3 separate regions of the Homo sapiens genome follow, and all the other regions are linked to region 2. A link is an interaction called in ENCODE POLR2A ChIA-PET data of the cell type or tissue named here. Cell type or tissue: CD4-positive, alpha-beta T cell. All regions are shown on one strand. Each heading gives the region's core, and the rest is flanking DNA. Links, peaks and the distances in the headings are about the cores only.

The links. Peaks named below come from ENCODE experiments on the same cell type or tissue, not always from the same donor. Only the 100,000 strongest peaks of a DNase experiment are listed, where the experiment ranks them.
Region 1: POLR2A ChIA-PET joins it to region 2 with 15 read pairs; 18 of 35 experiments call an interaction of 5 or more read pairs at or near these places.
Region 3: POLR2A ChIA-PET joins it to region 2 with 62 read pairs; 21 of 35 experiments call an interaction of 5 or more read pairs at or near these places.

What each region holds. Positions count from the first base shown.
Region 1 is chr17:76,244,024-76,249,566 of GRCh38, forward strand. It overlaps LOC105371896 (a long non-coding RNA gene), which reads right to left. Exons shown (of 6, transcript XR_007065913.1): 6 at 1-471. Among named protein-coding and RNA genes, the nearest start is that of RNF157, 6.3 kb to the left of the region's middle. In CD4-positive, alpha-beta T cell, for the core only: no CTCF peak of the experiment used is centred there; DNase peaks (open chromatin) are centred at 238 and 2,608; H3K27ac peaks cover 992 bases.
Region 2 is chr17:76,179,195-76,185,191 of GRCh38, forward strand. The region is part of intron 2 of RNF157 (ring finger protein 157); the gene reads right to left. Among named protein-coding and RNA genes, the nearest start is that of FOXJ1, 41 kb to the left of the region's middle. In CD4-positive, alpha-beta T cell, for the core only: CTCF peaks have their summits at 864, 1,074, 3,169 (motif pointing left), 3,368 and 1 weaker place; DNase peaks (open chromatin) are centred at 877 and 3,167; H3K27ac peaks cover 1,665 bases.
Region 3 is chr17:76,118,645-76,124,641 of GRCh38, forward strand. It overlaps LOC101928447 (a long non-coding RNA gene), which reads right to left. Exons shown (of 4, transcript XR_001753019.2): 2 at 5,346-5,480; 3 at 2,220-2,334; 4 at 1,692-1,810. Among named protein-coding and RNA genes, the nearest start is that of EXOC7, 18 kb to the left of the region's middle. RefSeq lists a silencer at 2,680-3,149. In CD4-positive, alpha-beta T cell, for the core only: CTCF peaks have their summits at 2,983 (motif pointing right) and 3,262; DNase peaks (open chromatin) are centred at 2,967, 3,437 and 5,318; H3K4me3 peaks cover 452 bases.

The DNA of each region.
Region 1 (5,543 bases), core at 37-5,036, 64 kb after region 2:
CTGACAGACACAGCCCTGCAGCACAGCATTCCTGAGGCAGCAGGGTTTGGGAGGCAAACCAGTATCTCAGGTGACCTGAAAGAGCTAAGAAAGGTCTCTGATTTTGGGACAGGAAGATGAGAATCTTGGCTGTTCTTAATGAGTACCAGCTCTCTCCAGAAGATAGGGCCCAATCAGCCACACATGGGCCCGATCCCTCTTTTAGTCCTCGACATGTGGCTTCGGTGGATTGAAGCCAAAACCACCAGCGGAGAATGTCACATCCTGCTCCAGATCAGTGGGCTAGGCTAACGTCGACAGAATAGTCTGATCCTAAATGCTTTGGGGCCCTGCAGATGGTTCCTCTGGCAACCTAAGGCTCTCTGTAGAGGAAAATAATCTTGTCCATTAGGAAATCCGCAATCAGGCTTTCATATTTTGCTTTTTGCTGAGTGTGAATTCCTCATTGTTAATTTCGTCCTCCACTCTGGGCTGCCAATAAAGAAGAGTTGTTCAAATGGATGCAGACTCCAGTCCAGTTTGTAGCCTATTAATCTATTTTTCAAGTTAAGACTAAAATGAAAGATGATGTTTACACGGCCCAATGTGTTGGGGATAAGGCGAAGTGAGTGGGGCACCCAGAATGTCAACTTTAAGTTCTCATTCTCAGCCACGCACAGTGGCTCACACCTGTAATCCCAGCACTTTGGGAGGCCAAGATGGGCGGATCACGAGGTCAAGAGATCGAGACCATCCTGGCCAACCCCATCTTTACTAAAAATACAAAAATTAGCTGGGCATGGTGGCACGCACCTGTAGTCCCAGCTACTCGGGAGGCTGAGCCAGGAGAATCGCTTGAACCCGGGAGGCGGAGTTTGCACTGAGCTGATATCAGGCCACTGCACTCCAGCCTGGCAACAGAGCAGGACACCATCTCAAAAAAAAGAACAGTTCTTACTCTCAGTGTCATGCAATTGCCTCACCTGCCTCACTCTGGTTCCAGCCCTGCTGCCCAGGCATCTGGCATTGGAGAAATGAGGGGCCCAAGACTCTATTTATGTTTACAGACTAGTTTGAAGAAATTGGGAGAGTCTGTTCTATTTTTTGTTGTTTCTATCAAATACCAGACCTTGTAAGCTTGGTTCTACCTGTTCACTTCTGCCTTCATTCTCTTCCTTGTTGGTCCTGCTCTTCTTTTGGCTTTGAGCTCACTCCACCTGGGACTACACATTCTGCATCCTAAAGTTGGTGTAAAAAGAATGTGCGGGCTGGGTGCAGTGGCCCACGCCTGTAATCCCAGCACTTTGGGAGGCCGAGGCAGATGTATCACCTGAGGTCAGGAGTTTGAGACCATCCTGGCCAACATGGTGAAACCCCGTTTCTACTAAAAATACAAAAATTAGCCAGGCGTGGTGGCACACGCCTGTAATCCCAGCTACTCGGGAGGCTGAGGCAGGAGAATCGCTTGAACCAGTGAAGCGGAGGTTGAAGCGAGTCCAGATTGCGCCACTGCACTCCAGCCTGGGGCCACAGAAGGAGACTGCGTCTCAAAAAAAAAAAAAAAAAAAGTGTGAGGCTAACATTTCAGCTTGGCAGGGCAGGCCTGGTAGCTCACACCTGTAATCCCAGTGCTTTGGGAGGCTGAGGTGGGAGGATTGCCTGAGCCCAGGAGTTCAGCACCAGCCTGGGCAACATAGTGAGATCCTATCTCTACAAAAAAAATATTTAAAAATTAGCTGTGCAGGCCAGGCGCGGTGGCTCATGCCTGCAATCCCAGCACTGGGAGGCTGACGCGGGTGGATCACGAGGTCAGTAGCTCAAGACCAGCCTGCCCAACATGGTGAAACCCTGTCTCTACTACAAATACAAAAATTAGCCAGGCGTGATGGCGCGCGCCTGTAATCCCAGCTACTCAGGAGGCTGAGGCAAAAGAATTGCTTGAACCCGGGAGGTGGAGGTTGCAGTGAGCAGAGATGGCGCCACTGCACTCCAGCCTGGGTGACAGAGCAAGACCCTGTCTCGAAAAAAGGAAAAAAAAGAACATTTCAGCCCAGCATCGACTCCAGCTGCCCTTCTTGGAGAAACAGACCAGACCAAATAGGCACAAAGCCCAGCGTCTGCCTCTTGCTACCTAGAAAAGGTAGAATGTGGAAGCGGCAGCGTGGTGACAGCCCCAAACCTTTCTTTAACAAAACAAATACTCACCTGCGGTTACTTAGATCAAAAGAAGAAAATAACAAACAGGGTTTCTTGAAAATGCCTGTCCTGGCTAGATGGTCAGATTTGGAAGGAATCTCAAAGGTACAGCCCCTCCCCTGACAGATGAGGCAGCTGCAACCTCTACAGGGTAAGGGGCTTGCCCAAGACCATACAAGTGGTAGCCATAGCTCAGAACCCAGGGATCCCTGGCTCCCTGTGCACTGGGTCTTGATATGGGAAGCTGGTGCTATGCTGGTTTTATCTCTCTCTGTCTCTCCTTGGTGAGCCATCTCCTACAGCTGTCATAAGAGGACAAGCCGACTTGAGGTTGAGCTCTGAAGCTCAACACAAGTGCACACACGTGTTCAGCTGTTGCAATATCAGTGTGAGCATGCAATCAACTGCACTCACAGGAAAGTTGTCTGTAACTGTGCTCAAGTCAGAATCAGAAAACCACTGAGCTCCTCTCAGCTGGAGACTCCCTGCACCCTCCCTCTGCTCTTCTGAAACTGGAGCTGAGGTCAGGGCTGCAGAACTGAACTGATCAACCAGTCACCTAACTCCTCCCAGGCACAGGAACCAAAGGGCTGCTGAGAAAAGAGAAATGAGAGGCCACTGAGGGTTAGGAGATCAGATTCTTAGCAAGTAGGTTAAAAGTGCCGTATGCATGCTAATAGTGTGTCCAGCTAAAGTCTGAGTGCCAGCCAAAGTCCACTACAGACAAGCAATTTGTTTACAATGACACATTTATTTCTGAGCAAATTGCTTGTTTATTTATGTGATAACTACTATCCTATTAGGGTATTTCAAAGACTGTGTGTTGATCCTGACAAAGTAATAAACAGAAATACCACTCACTGTTATGGTTCTCACAGTAAGCTATTGGAAGCCTTAGGTCTTTTTTACGCACCATGAGGTATATATTTATTACATTGTTAGCCGTATCCTGTTATCTTTTTTTTTTTTTTTAAGATGGAGTCTCTCTGTCACCCAGGCTAGAGTGCACTGGCCTGATCTCGGCTCACTGCAACCTCCACCTCCCAGGTTCAAGCGATTCTCCTGCCTCAGCCTCCTGAGTAGCTGGGACTACAGGCGCACGCCACCATGCCCAGCTAATTTCTGTATTTTTAGCAGAGACGAGGTTTCACCATGTTAGCGGGGCTGGTCTTGAACTCCTGACCTCAAGTGATCCACCTGCCTCGGCCTCCCAATGTGCTTGGATTACAGGCGTGAGCCACCACGCCTGGCCCTGTTATCTTTTATTTTATTATTATTTTTTATAATAATAATATATAATAAATATCTTTGTTTATAAAGATATAAATATAATAAATATAATAAACATATTTATTTTTTGTTGTTGTTGTTGTTGAGACAGAGTCTCATTCTGTCGCCCAGGCTGGAGTAAAGTGGCACGATCTTGGTTCACTGCAACCTCCGCCTCCCTGATTCAAGAGATACTCATGCCTCAGCCTCCCAAGTAGCTAGCTAGGATTGTAGGCATGCGCCACCACGCCCAGCTAACTTTTTGTATTTTTAGTAGAGACGGGGTTTCACCATGTTGGCCAGGCCAGGCTTAAACTCCTAGCCTCAGGTGATCCACCTGCCTCGGCCTCCCGAAGTGCTGGGATTACATGAGTGAGCCACTGTGCCTGGCCCCTGTTATCTTTTATATTCCAAGATGAAATCTGTGTATGAAAAGAGGTCTGGTAATTTCATTAGCTTCCTCTCTGGTTTTCCTATTTTCCTACCTCTTGGTCTTCCTTCCCCTTATCCATTCTCTAAATTATTCTCAGGTTAGCGTCACCAATATACAGCTGTCATCATGTTACTCCCTTATCTATATACTTTCAGTGGCTCCCTGTTACCTTACAGAAGACAGGTGCTTCATCCCTGAGCCCTTTCCTCTCTCTGCTTCCCAATAAACACCTGCTCATACCCCAAATGCAGCTTATCATTCCTGCTCATGTATGAGTTTTTTGTTTTTGTTTTGTTTTGAGACAAGGTCTTGCTCTGTCACCCAGGCTGGAGTGCAGTGATGCAATCACGGCTCACTGCAGCCTCCACCTCTCGGGATCAAGCGATCCTCCCACTTCAGCCTACCGAGTAGTTGGAACTACCAGCATACAGAACCACTCCCAGCTAATTTTTGTATTTTTGGTAGACACAAAACCCCTTTTATAGAAGGAGTTTCGCCATGTTGCCCAGGCTGGTCTCAAACTCCTGGGCTCAAGCGATCCACCTACCTTAGCCTCCCAAAGTGCTGGAATTACAGGCGTGAACCACTGCGTGTGGCTCCCGCTCATGTTTTTGCTCACAAAAAAACCCTTCCACTTGTGCCCTTTCCATTCCTGTCTGCCAAGGTGAATTCCACTCAGCTGAAATCCTGCCTCTTCCATGAAGCCGCCTCTGAGAACTGCTGCCAATAGGTGGCTCTTCTTTCTCAGAAGTTCTATTGCATGAATTATTTTCAGTATAACTTGATATTTATGTGCAAGATGCCCTCAGTCTACAAAGGCAAAAGACATATACAGTTGTCCCTCTGTATCTATGGGGGATTGGCGCTAGATACCAAAATCCTTGGATGCTCAAGTCCCTGATATGAAATGGCACAGTATTTGCATACAACCTACTATGCACAATGTCGGGTAGGCTTTAAATCATCTCTAGATTACTTATAATACCAAATACAATTCAAATAGTTGTATTACCTTTTATTGTATTATTTTTCATTGTTTCTTTTCTAATTTTTTTTTTTTTTTAAACAGAGTCTCGCTCTGTCAACCAGTCTGGAATGCAGTGTCACAATCTCGGCTCACTGCAACCTCTGCCTCCTGGGTTCAAGCGATTCTCCTGCCTCAGCCTCCCGACTAGCTGAGATTATAGACATGCGCCATCACGCCTGGCTAGTTTTTGTATTTTTGGTAGAGATGGGGTTTCACCATGTTGGCCAGACTGGTCTCAAACTCCTGACCTCAGGTGATCTGCCCACCTTGGCCTCCCAGAGTGCTGGGATTACAGATATGAGCCACTGCGCTCAGCCTCTTTTCTAATGTTTTTGATCCATGGTTGATTGGATCCATGGATATGGAACTCAGGGACTTGAAGGATCAACTTCATAAAGCTCTAGAGTCAAACAGAGCAAAGTTCAAAATCCAGGTCTTCCATTATTGGCTGTGTATCTGGGAAAGTTCTTTGACTTCTCTGAGTTCATTTATGCTTCATCCATGAGAACATCTAAGAGCTCTTTGAACATTAAGTTAGCCAAAGCATGTGCAGCCCTCACACAGTTCCTGACATACAGCGGGTGCTCAATGAATGCTAACTTTTTTAATTAAAAAAAAAAAAAAGCTGGCTGGGCATGA
Region 2 (5,997 bases), core at 439-5,438:
GACCAGCCTGGGCAACATGGCGAGACTTTGTCCCCACAAAAAATGTAGAACTTAGTCAGCATGGTGGCACACACCTGTAGTCCCAGCTACTCAGAAGGCTGACGCAAGAGGATCACTTGAGCCCAGGAGATTGAGGCTGCAGTGAGCTATGATAGCATCACTGCACTCCAGCTTGGGGGAGAGAGTGAGACCATCCCAAAAAGGAAAAAAAAAGAGGCCAAGCGTGGTGGTTCATGTCTCTAATCCCAGCACTTTGGGAGGTCGAGGTGGGCAGATCACTTGAGGTCAGGAGCTTTGAGACCGGCCTGGCCAACATAGCGAAACCCCATCTGTACTAAAAATACAAAAATTAGCTGGGTGTGGTGGCACAGGCCTGTAGTCCCAGCTACTAGGGAGGCTGAGGCAGAAGAATTGTTTGAACCCAGGAGGTGGAGGTTGCAGTGAGCTGAGCTCATGCCACTGCACTCCAGCCTGGGCAACAAGCGAGACTCTGTCTCAAAAACAAAAAATAAGTATCTTATTTCAACCTAAAACCAGAGATCTCACTCATATGCTAACAGGTAAGTATGAAAGGAAAGAAAACTAATGCCTTCTTGGGACCAAGAAAGATGAAGCTCAGAACAGATTCAGGGCCAAGCATTTTTCTGAAGTACTCATGCACCAGTCCACTGTACTTAGCATTAGCAATCGTTTTCTCAGTTCATATCCACAGAGTTTCTGTTTTCTTTTTTAGAGTCTGCAAAGGGTAATTTTCTCAGCCCTAGGTCTACTGAGTAAGGGAGTGCATGGTGACAAGGAAGACCAGATAAAGTCTTTCTGATGTAAGCATCCTGGCATATCCGGAAACAGGAAGAGCTTCCTTTTCTGTCTTGCACACAACATGCCCCAGGTCCACAGACAGAGGGAGACTGAGAAGCTTTCTGATCTCTTACCTCAAGCTCAGTATGGATTTATAGAATGGCTTCCTGTTTCTCAGGTATCATTCTGGAGTAAATAAACCCTTAACAGCCTTATGAAGGACAACTAAATGCAGCTTCTAGAATCCTATTTCACTTTTTATAATGAAAACAGGCCTCAGATCAAGACTCATGAACAAAGAATGAAATTTGGTCTGCTCAGGGATTTGGGGACCAAACATTAAGTGTGAGTACCTTTACGACAGAAAAGCAAGGCACAGATCCCCCTAATCTATTCATCTAACCAGAAAACTCTGCCAAAAGAAAGCCCCTTTCATGGGGTAAAACTTGGGTAACCTGCAATTACAGCTTGGCAAATCATGAAAAAAGAGAATGTAAGGAAATATTTAACTGAGTATCTACTATGTGCCAGGCATTATGCTAGGTACTTTAGATAGATTCTTTTTGTCCCCCATTTTACTTTACATATTTTTTATCTTTATTTTTAAATTTTCGTAGAGATGGGGTTTTACTATGTTGCCCAGGCTGGTCTCAAACTCTTGAGTTCAAGTGATCTTCTCGCCTCAGCTTCCCAAAGTGCGGGGATTAGAGGTGTAAGCCACCACACCTGGTCTTTTTATTTTTATCTTGGTAAAATACACATAACATGAAATTTACTATCTCAATCATATTCAAGTATACAGTTCAGCGGCATTAAGTAACATTCACATTCGCATTATCGTGCGGCCATCACCGCCATCCAGCTCTAGTTTAGGTATGCTCTTATTTCACATTCTCGAAAGGAACAACATGCCTGCCCCTCTCACCAGCCTGTAAGTTCCGTGTGTATGCTGGAGGACAGTCCAACATGCCGGAGAAATACAGTAGCCGACTGAAAAATGAAGAATGTCAGTTAAACAAACTGACATTCTACAGATAAAGAAACCGAGACTCAAAAGATTCACGTAATCATCCAGGGTCCCAGAGCTAATGAGCAGCAGAACCACAATTTGAACCCAGGTACATCTGACTCCAAAAGCCATACTCTATTGCACTGCTTCTACTGTAGGGCAAGTCTACAGGCTCTTCTAATCCTAGGAGTGTTCCAGGGACCTGAGCAGAGTTCGGGGAGTCTGAAAGTTATACCATCATGGCAAACAGTACTGAATTCTGTGAAGGTTCTGGAAGCTAGCCAAAAATCTCCAATGGCGCCCTATGCTTAGATGGCAGTATGTACAAAATCATACCACGCACCACACTCCTTTCTATCTTTAACAGGAGTATCTAAGGTCTTCTTAGAGAAGAGCTTTCTTGGAGCACAGTATGACAAAATCTTTGTCTATAAGATCTAACAGTACCTGCAGAAGATACAAATGTACACTGAGGGCAGGGTGATGTCAGAGAACACTGCCAGCAGCCACAGCCACAATGGATACGTCAGTCAGCGTTTACCTTCCACCCAAGATGCTCAAAGATGTGTTACTGCCAGATAGTTCTAAAATATGGCGACTTCTTCACTAAATTGTTTTCAAAAAATGGTCGGGTGCGGTGGCTCACATCTAATCCCAGCACTTTGGGAAGCCGAGACAGGCAGATCACCTGAGGTCCAGAGTTTGAGACCAGGCTGGCCAACATGGTGAAACCTCATCTCTACTAAAAATACAAAAATCAGCTGGGTGTGGTGGCGTGTGCCTGTACTCCCAGTTACTCAGAAGGCTGAGGCAGGAGAATCACTTGAACCCAGGAGGCAGAGGTTGCAGTGAGCTGAGATCACACCACTGCACTCCAGCCTGGGTGACCGAGTGAGACTCTGTCTCAAAAAAAAAAAAAAAAAAGAATAAATAAATAAATAATTTTCAAAAAACAAAGACATTTACCCATTCATTCAGCACTCTCACTATATCCTGAGTACTGAACTAGGCCTGAGGGACACAGTGAAGAGTCAAGCAAACCTCTCTTAGTTCCATCTGTAAAGGGGCGTCAAGCTTGCATCTGGTGCCCTGCATGCTTGGATACAACATCCTCCTGGGACTGGGCTGCTGTGTCTGTCCTGAAGTAAGCCTGAATCTGAGAATAACTTAAATCCCAAACATCTCAAACCCAGAATGGAAGTAGAGTTGGGCTCAGCCAGAAGACCTCTTTTGGTGGACCTCAGGCGTTTGCTGACGAAGGCTCTGTGTGTTACGTGAGCAACTCCTCTTTGGCTTTTGACCCTGGTGCTCATCAGCTTCCTTTTACCAGCACATCACATCGGCAAAGCGCCACCTGGTGACGAAAGATGAAATTGCCAGACCATGCCCAAATGCAGGCCAGAAGGGTGCACGTGCATTCACATACACATGGGCACACACGCATTTAGTCTGTGTGTGTGTGTGTGTGTGTGTGTGTGTGTATCAATCACATGTCCTAGATTTTTTTTTTTACCATTCTGATTTCAAATATTACACTACTCCTACGGTTGTACTATTTTTGCTGTAAAAAAATATGGTCACAGTACATGTGAAAGGACATCTTACTCTGTGTGTAAATTATTAGGCAATTCCCAGTAGTCTACAAAAAAACACAATAATCCATTCATCCCATCCATAAAAATAAAGTTAACTTCAACATAAATCTTTTTTTAAAGTATATACTTTGTTTTCATTTGCTATTAGATTCAGGCCTCGTCTCATATATATATATATATATATATATATATGAGAGATATATATATGAGAGAGATATATATCCTATATATCCTATATATGATATATAGGATATATAGGATATATATATCCTATATATCATAATAATATGAAAACTATATTATTACCATCAATTCTCAGGTAAAGAAAGTATTGATATTGTATACTTCTGTTGGTTACTTTTCGCTCTTGTTGCCCTGGCTGGAGTGCAATGGCACGATCTTGGCTCACTGCAACCTCCGCCTCCCGGGTTCAAGCGATTCTCCTGCCTCAGCCTTGCTTCCCGAGTAGCTGGGATTACAGGCGTCTGCCACCATGCCTGGCTAATTTTTTTGTATTTTTAGTAGAGATAGGGTTTCTCCATGTTGGTCAGGCTGGTCTCGAACTCCTGACCTCAGGCGATCCGCCCGCCTCAGCCTCCCAAAGTGCTGGGATTCCAGGTGTGAGCCACCACGCCCGGCCTCACGTGGGAATATTTTTGAAAACTGCAGATCCCAGGGCCCTGTCACTAGAATTCTGATTCAGCTAGTTTGGGGTAGGAACTAGGAATCTGTATTTTAATAAACATTCCAACCAATTCTGATGCAGGTAGGTTAGAGACCCCACTGAAAGAAAAAATGCTGGTCTTCTGCAGCTAATAATATTTAATTATATACCAAAATAAATTCACATAAAGTTTTTTTTTGTTTTGTTTTTTAGAGGTAGGGTCTTGCTATGTTTCCATGCTGGAATGCAGTGGCTATTCACTGTGACCATAGTGCACTACAGCCTTGAACTACTGGGCTCAAGTGATCCTCCTGCCTCAGCTTCCCGAGTAGCTGGGACTACAAGCAAGTCATCACAGCTGGCTAATTTCTATCATTTCTTCCACATTAAAAAACATTTATGGATATAGAATAATTATAGCTTTCTACATTTATTAGCTGGGATTCTACTGTAAGGAAGAGCTGTCCTTTATCATTCAATTATTCAATTATTTCTTCATTTGTTTAATTATAAATTATGTATTTATGTAATTTATTTTATATTAATTTTTTTACTTAAGTAAAAACAAAAAACCCAAAATACCAAAAATATGCTTCCAAAGACAGGAAACCATTTTAGACAATTTATAATTAAAATAGCAAAGTACAGGCTGGGAGCGGTGGCTCACACCTGTAATCCCAGCACTTTGGGAAGCTGAGGTGGGCGGGTTGGTTGAGGCCAGGAGTTTGAGACCAGCCTGGCCAGCATGGTGAAACCCCGTCTCTACTAAAAACACAAAAAATTAGCCAGGCACAGCGGCACGCGCCTGTAATCCTAGCTACTTGGGAGGCTGAGGCAAGATAATCACTTGAACCTGGGAGGCAGAGGTTTCAGTGAGCCAAGATAGTGCCACTGTACTCCAGCCTGGGCGACAGAGCAAGACTCCATCTAAAAAAAAAAAAAAAAAAGCAAAGTACACATTTTGTATATTGGGCAGACATTTAATATTTATGCCAGAGAATCAAATAATAATTACTATAGAAACCAACACCTGGGGTCATATCAAAAACTCATTCATGGTACTACATAATCTCTTTTTTTATAGGGTTTTGTGTTTAAATTCTATTTCATTTTTATTTGATGCCTGGTTATTTTCCCAGCTTTCTCTGCTTCCCTTCTCCTGAGATACATAACGTGTCCAAGGCTTACCAGTGGATATTTTTAGACTGGTGATGGATCAGTGTTGGGGAGAGCAGCTTCGTATTTGCTTGAATGCTGTGAAGTGAATACAAATTTGCCTATTTACCCAGATTCATCCCTGAGACAGACTGATGTGCCTGCTGTAGATCAGAACAACAATGATCTATATTAACTGCAGTAAACCTCTTTTCACTAATTTTTCAACCAATCCTCATGGGGAGCCAATCACCAGCTTAGAATGAATGGTAATCACAAAGCTGACAAGATAAAAGATATTCTTTGTACCCAAATCAAAGATATGAGGGAGATAGCAAGAGAGTGTCACAGATGACCTTGCACACAAAAATGCTTTGTCTTCAGATTTGGCTATCAAAGAAATCAATCCAAGAAAGCACTCCATTTATAGTCTTCGAACTCCTCTGCTAGGTCTCTTGGCAGGAAGTACACAAGACCAACGTCATGGCTATATGACCTCCCACCTAATGTTGACCTTTTCCAAAATATTTAATTAAGCAATTGCACAGTTAAGCAATTCTCTCTGTTCACCTTAACAGGTGATAAGGGTACGAAAAACCTACCACAGAGTAAAGAACACATCATAAAATGGCATAGATCTTGGTAATGACCATCACAGATCCATTCTATATCTCTCCTTATGTTTTAGGTCTTGACTCATTGTTTGAGAATACTGAGACTGGGCAACATGCTCAGTCCCACTCTGTCATTAAACACACCTACATGGCTACGTGAAC
Region 3 (5,997 bases), core at 621-5,620, 60 kb before region 2:
CCTGTGTTCTTTTCTCGTACTTTTTTTTTTTTAAGTTTATATTACTGAGCCATCTGAGTTTTTTCGCAGTCTGGATACCGTTTCTTCCATGTAGATATCTGGATCTATTTCTTGGGTGTATTCTGTTCCATTGAATTGCTTTTGCATATTTCAGCAACAGTACCAAACCAGTTAAAGCAAAAAAGCTTTTTAACTTAATTATTCATTTAATATTTGGTGAGGGATATATCTTTCATGGTTTTTTATTTTCCCCCCTCCTAAAAAAAGTCCTGGATAGTCTACTTTTTTTTTTGAGACGGAGTCTCGCTCTGTCGCCCAGGAGGGAGTGCAGTGGCGTGATCTCGGCTCACTGCAAGCTCCGCCTCCCGGGTTCACGCCATTCTTCTGCCTCAGCCTCCCGAGTAGCTGGGACTACAGGTGTCCGCCACTACGCCAGCTAATTTTTTGTATTTTTAGTAAAGATGGGGTTTCACCGTGTTAGCCAGGATGGTCTCGATCTCCTGACCTCGTGATCCGCCCGCCTCGGCCTCCCAAAGTACTGGGATTACAGGCGTGAGCCACAGCGCCCGGCCTGGATAGTCTACTTTTGTTCTTTTTTTTTCAGGTGAACTTTAAATTCATTTTCACAGCTACAAATTGAATGTCCCCTAAGCAAACTGGTTTGAATTCAGGTCCTTATAGAGTCTGGGGCATCACTGAGGAATCATGCCTGCTTGAGGGGTGGAGGCAAAGTGTGAGCAAGGTGAGGGGGTGCTGGAAGCCAGAAGCTTCCTGCGGAGCCTGTGAGGTGCCCACAGAGCAGGGTCCACTGCCCGGAAGGATCACTGGACCTCACAGGCAGAGCTGGAGGGAGGAAAGGCTAAGCCAGCAGAAGCCCCGCTGGGGGAGATCAAAGACAAGCATGGGCAACAGGTCTTCACAGCTGAGTGACACAAACAAGAGGGGTGCCGGGCCAGGGCTGATGGAATTGCCATGCGTGACCAGAAGGCTCAGCGGGGCCTCTAAAGGGCACCTCCCCAGCACCTGGCCTTGGCCCGACCCAGAGGGTGTTCAGGGTACCCAGTAAATCTATGATGAGCAAATAAACAAGTGCATGAAGGCTAACTCCAGGAGGAGGAGGAGGGGCGAGGAAGGAGGATCAAAGGGATGGCGTACACGTCCCAGGGAAGGCAAAGTGAAGGAGGTCGGGGTGCAGTATTTTTTTTTTTTGAGACAGAGTCTCACTATGTCACCCAGGCTGGAGTGCAGTGGCACGATCTCGGTTCACTGCAACCTCTGCCTGCTGGGTTCAAGCAATTCTCCTGTCTCAGCCTTCCGAGAAGCTAGGACTACAGGCACCCACCACCATGCCCAACTAATTTTTTTGTATTTTTAGTGGAGACAGGGTTTCACCATATTGGTCAGGCTAGTCTCGAACTCCTGACCTCAAGTGATCTACCTGCCTTGGCCTCCCAAAGCGCCGGAATTACAAGCGTGAGCCACCAAGCCCAGCCGAGGGTGCAGCTTTTGAGGCAACTGAGAGCCTCTTTGACCTGAGAATCACAGCAACATACTTGTGGGCAGCAGAAACACCCAGGCCAGGAGATACATTGGGAGGAATCTTTATCCCTTCCTGCTTCTCTTGTGGCCAGAGACCTGCACACTCTGTCCCACCCCCACACCTCCCATACCAATTTCTCAGCTTACCCAAGGCAGGTTCCAGGAGAAGGCTGTGGGGCAGGAAGGATTTGGGCTCTGAGATAGGTACTGCGGACACATGTTCCCATGGGAGAATGTTGCACGTGGCAGCTGATTTCTGTCCAAATCACAGCTGAATGGCAGAGTGGAGGAAAAAGAACCCAGGTGTGAGGCCAGACAGGCCCGTCTGATCCCAGCCCTGCCCCTAATTAGCCCTGTGACTTCTGAATAACACACCACAAAGGCCCCTTGGATTTGAGGTAAATTAAGTGACATGGCGCATATAAAAGGCCTGGTACCTAGTAGGTGCTCAAGAAATGTTAGCCGGTGCCCACTCCAGTTCTTCCCTGGCCTTTCCAGCTGTAGTTGGAGTACGTTAGGAACAAAATCGGCTTCTGCAGCTAATGATCACTGCTTAGAAATGTGTTCTGAGTTCTGATCAATTTATCCAGAACCCGTGGAACCCCTCACCTCCTCTTATCTGCCCCCAAACAGTCCTGAGTCATTGACAGCATCTTGAACCTCCTGGCCCCTGGACTCACCCAGTGAGGCCATTCGTGAAGATCAAAGAAACGAAATCACCAGGCAGTGATACCAGGGCTGGATAGTCACCTTCTGGCACCTTTTAGACATCTCTCTGCATCTTGGTCTTTCCTTCTGCAAGGACAACAATATTACAGCCCCCCAACCCTCCCCAGGCACTCACTACAGGAGATTAGCGTTACAAAGGCTCAGAACGGTGCCGGGAACATGGTGGCCCCAGGAGGGATTCTGCTGGTTCTGCAAACCCCACCGCAGGAAGACTTCCTGGCTTGTAAAATGAAGGAAAAGCAACCCATCAGGCGCTTGCCACTCACTGCCTGGCTGTCCTAGGCCATGGCCCCTTATCTGCGCCACACACACACACACACACACACACTACACACACACACACCACACACATCACACACACACACACACACACACACACACACACACACACACACACACACACACACACACACACACACACTTCTCCCCCTCTCCCTCACCCCTCCTGGCTCGACAGGGGAGGAGCTGGGAGGGCCTGTCCCCTGTCCCCCTAGCCCAGCCTTAGCCCCTATTACCGGAGGCCTCCGCTTTCTAGAACCCCGGGAGGGGCTTCGTGGACGTGGCTGTGCCGCAGGGGGGCGCCCTCCTCCCGCCGTGCTCGGGGGTCGAACCCCGAGCGCTCCGGGAGGGCTTAAGCAGGCGGGGAGGTGAGGCGAGCCCGGGCCGGGCCGGGCCAGGCCGGGCCGCGAGGGGGCGCCCCACACCACCCTTGGCCTCCACCGCGCTCGCGCAGCTGGAACCTCCGAGAAGGCCCAGGGTGCAGAGGAAGGGAGAGGCCCAGGGGCCAGGGTCATGGGTGGGGACAGAACGGGGGCAGGAGGGGGCGCTGAAGAGGGAGGGAACGTGGAGATGGAGGGGAGGCAAACAACGAGGGGGCATCCAGAGGGTCCCGGGAACGCGACCTGGGGGTTGGACAGGAAACCAGGGGTCGGGGCAGCCTGCTGGGGGCGTCTCGTGCCCCCCACCCTCCATTCCTCTGAACCAGTCCGGAAGGGGGGTTCGGCTGGCAAGCCGCGGTGGCGTCAGCCTCTGGCACCCGCTGCTGCCCGGCCCGTGGCTCCAGGCAACCGGGGACGCTGCGGGGGCTGCGCTGGGCAGCGGGTGCGGGTGCGGGCGCCCCCCATCGCGGGCCCAGGCGTTCCCCCAGCAGGCCCAGGAGCCCCCACGGGTCCAGGTGCGCCCCTGAGGCCTGGCTCCCCTGGGGCCGCGTGCCCGGAACGTGACTCAGCGCTTTCTCCGTGCCGGGCTGCGGTGGGGAGCGGGACGGAGGCGAGTGGCGCTGTCCCCAGGAAGGGCCCCGCACAGGCCCCCGCCAGGCGGGATCTTTCCCGGGTCGGGCAGGTTCGTTCATTTGTTCACGAACTCAGCGTCAGCGAGGCAGGAAGCGGGAAGAGAGAGGAGACCCCGGATAAGAAGATGGTGCTGTTGGAAACATTTGGGAATTTGGGGTGCGCTGCAGGCCTGGGTCATCCAGGCCACAGGAGAGGCACAGGGCTGCGGCCTGGGTTGGGGGAACAGCCACAGCTGTGGGGCGTTTCAAGGAGGCCGAGGCACAGGCGTATGGACTGGATTTTGAAGGATGGGAGAAGGGGGCCTCAGGACAGGAACCGGCCTTATGGAAGGAAAGCTGGGAAGTAGGGAGGGGGCCGGGGGTGTCGGAGAGGACAGCTGAGTGTGGCGGGAGCGGAGGCAGAGCGGCCCTGGGGCCCCGGCGTCAGCTGAGGTTGCACTGTGTTTGGAGAGGAGCCTCGGAGGGGTGGGCTGCCTGGCAGCAGTGGCCTGGGGGCCGCAAATGAGGAGGGTGCAGTGCCTTGGGCAGTAAATTAGAAGACACAGGCTGCTGGCTGGGGGCGGGAGGGCACAGGGAAGCCCTGCCCGGGAGCAGGCCGAGAGCTAGGTTTCCACCGTTCCCCGCCAACCCCAAACTGAGGACCGATGGATCCTGCCCCTGCGGTGGGAAACCAGGAGGCCTCTTTCCCTGACTGGATAGCTGCCCTGAGGCAGGGGATTGAGTGAGATGACCCTGAAGGGAGTCCCCAGTGTGCTCTTGTTCTGTGGGCTTGCCTGTCGTTCACACTCACGGAAGGGTCCTCCTGTCTGCCTGAAATGAATGAATGAATGAGCAGAGATATCTCAGCGTGTATTCCCTGGGGGGACACCACACACACTTCCTTCTTCAATAAGGGCTTTTTAATGAGGCCAGGGAGGAGACTGGGCTGGAGGTGAGGCCTGGGCCCCTGAGGGCAGAGGGACAGGCGGGACAGGCCTGAGTTGCCTTGCTTTGCTTGCCTTCCTTCCTTCCTTTCTTTCTCTCTCTCTCTCCTTCCTTCCTTCCTTCTTTCCTTCCTTCCTTCTTTGCTTCCTTCCTTCTTTCCTTCCTTCCTTCTCTCTCTCTTCTTTCTCTCTCCCTTCTCTTTCTCGCTTTCTTTCGCTCTCTCCCTCCCTCCCTCCTTCCTTCCTTCTTTTTCTTTTTCAGAGTTTCACTCTTGTAGCCCAGCCTGGAGTGCAGTGAGCTGAGATTGCGCCACTGCACTCACTGCAACCTCCACCTCTCGGGTTCAAGCGATTCTCCTGCCTCAGCCTCCCAAGTAGCTGGGACTACAGGTGTGCACCACCACGCAAGGTTAATTTTTTTATTTTTAGTAGGGATGGGATTTCACCGCGTTGGTCAGGCTGATCTCGAACTCCTGACCTCAGGTGATTCTCCCCGCCTCAGCCTCCGAAAGTGCTGGGATTACAGGCGTGAGCCACCATGCCCAGCCTCCTGAGCTGCCTTTCTGATAGTTCCCCTCTATCTGCCCAGCTGGAAACTCTGGCTTTTGGATCTGGCTCTGCCAGTAAGTCATTGTGAGAATTAGGGTGCATCCTGCCACCCCCTATCCATGCCACCATGCTCTGCTGAGCACCAAGCATGTGCCATACCTGACTCCGGCCAGGTGCCACAGAGAACTGCACACTGCCCTCCCGGAGCTCCCAGTCCAGCAGGGGAGACACAGATGCTGCTGTGGTGAGTGGAGAGGTGGCAGACATCCACATAGGTCCCCCAGCAGGCAGTGCCCACGAGAAGCCAGCCTCACCTGTGCCACCGTCCTCAGAGCTGTGTCCTCTCTGTGCCTCATTTTCTTCAGCTATAGGTGACACTAGATGGCTCCTGAGGCCTCCTGCAGATGACAGGTGCTTGCTGCTGTCATTGAGGGGTACTCCAGCTGCTCCTGCCTCCCACAAAAGGGCAAACAGACAAACCCCACCTCCGGCTAGCACCCCTGAAGGAATCTGGGCCTGCAGCTCCTCAGGACCAGACTTGGAGCTGGGGTCTGCCAGAGGCCCAGCCAGCTGATGTGGTGTCTCCCAGAGCTCAGGGCCCAGCCAAGGTGCTTCCCCCAACAAACTTGAACCCCAGCCAGCAGCCAGGAGCCCCACAGTGGGCAGTCTGTGCTGGCAGCAGGCGAGGGGCACGGGTCCTGGGCAGGCAGGAACAGAGGCCCCCCGCACTTGTCCTCTGCCCTGGAGGCACTCACCAGGCTGCAGGGGTGAAGCAGGGAAAGGGATTGTGGTGGAGGTCATCCCCCAAACTGAGTTCTAGACCCACCAGCTCAAAGGGCTCAGGGTCAAGGGTGGACCATGGGATGTGGGCTTTCTGGAACTCTGGCCAGCTAGGGGCAGAGCGAGTGTCCGGGGACCCCCAGCCCCAACTCTGCTCCAGCCAGGCCCGCTCTTCTGTGAGAGAGG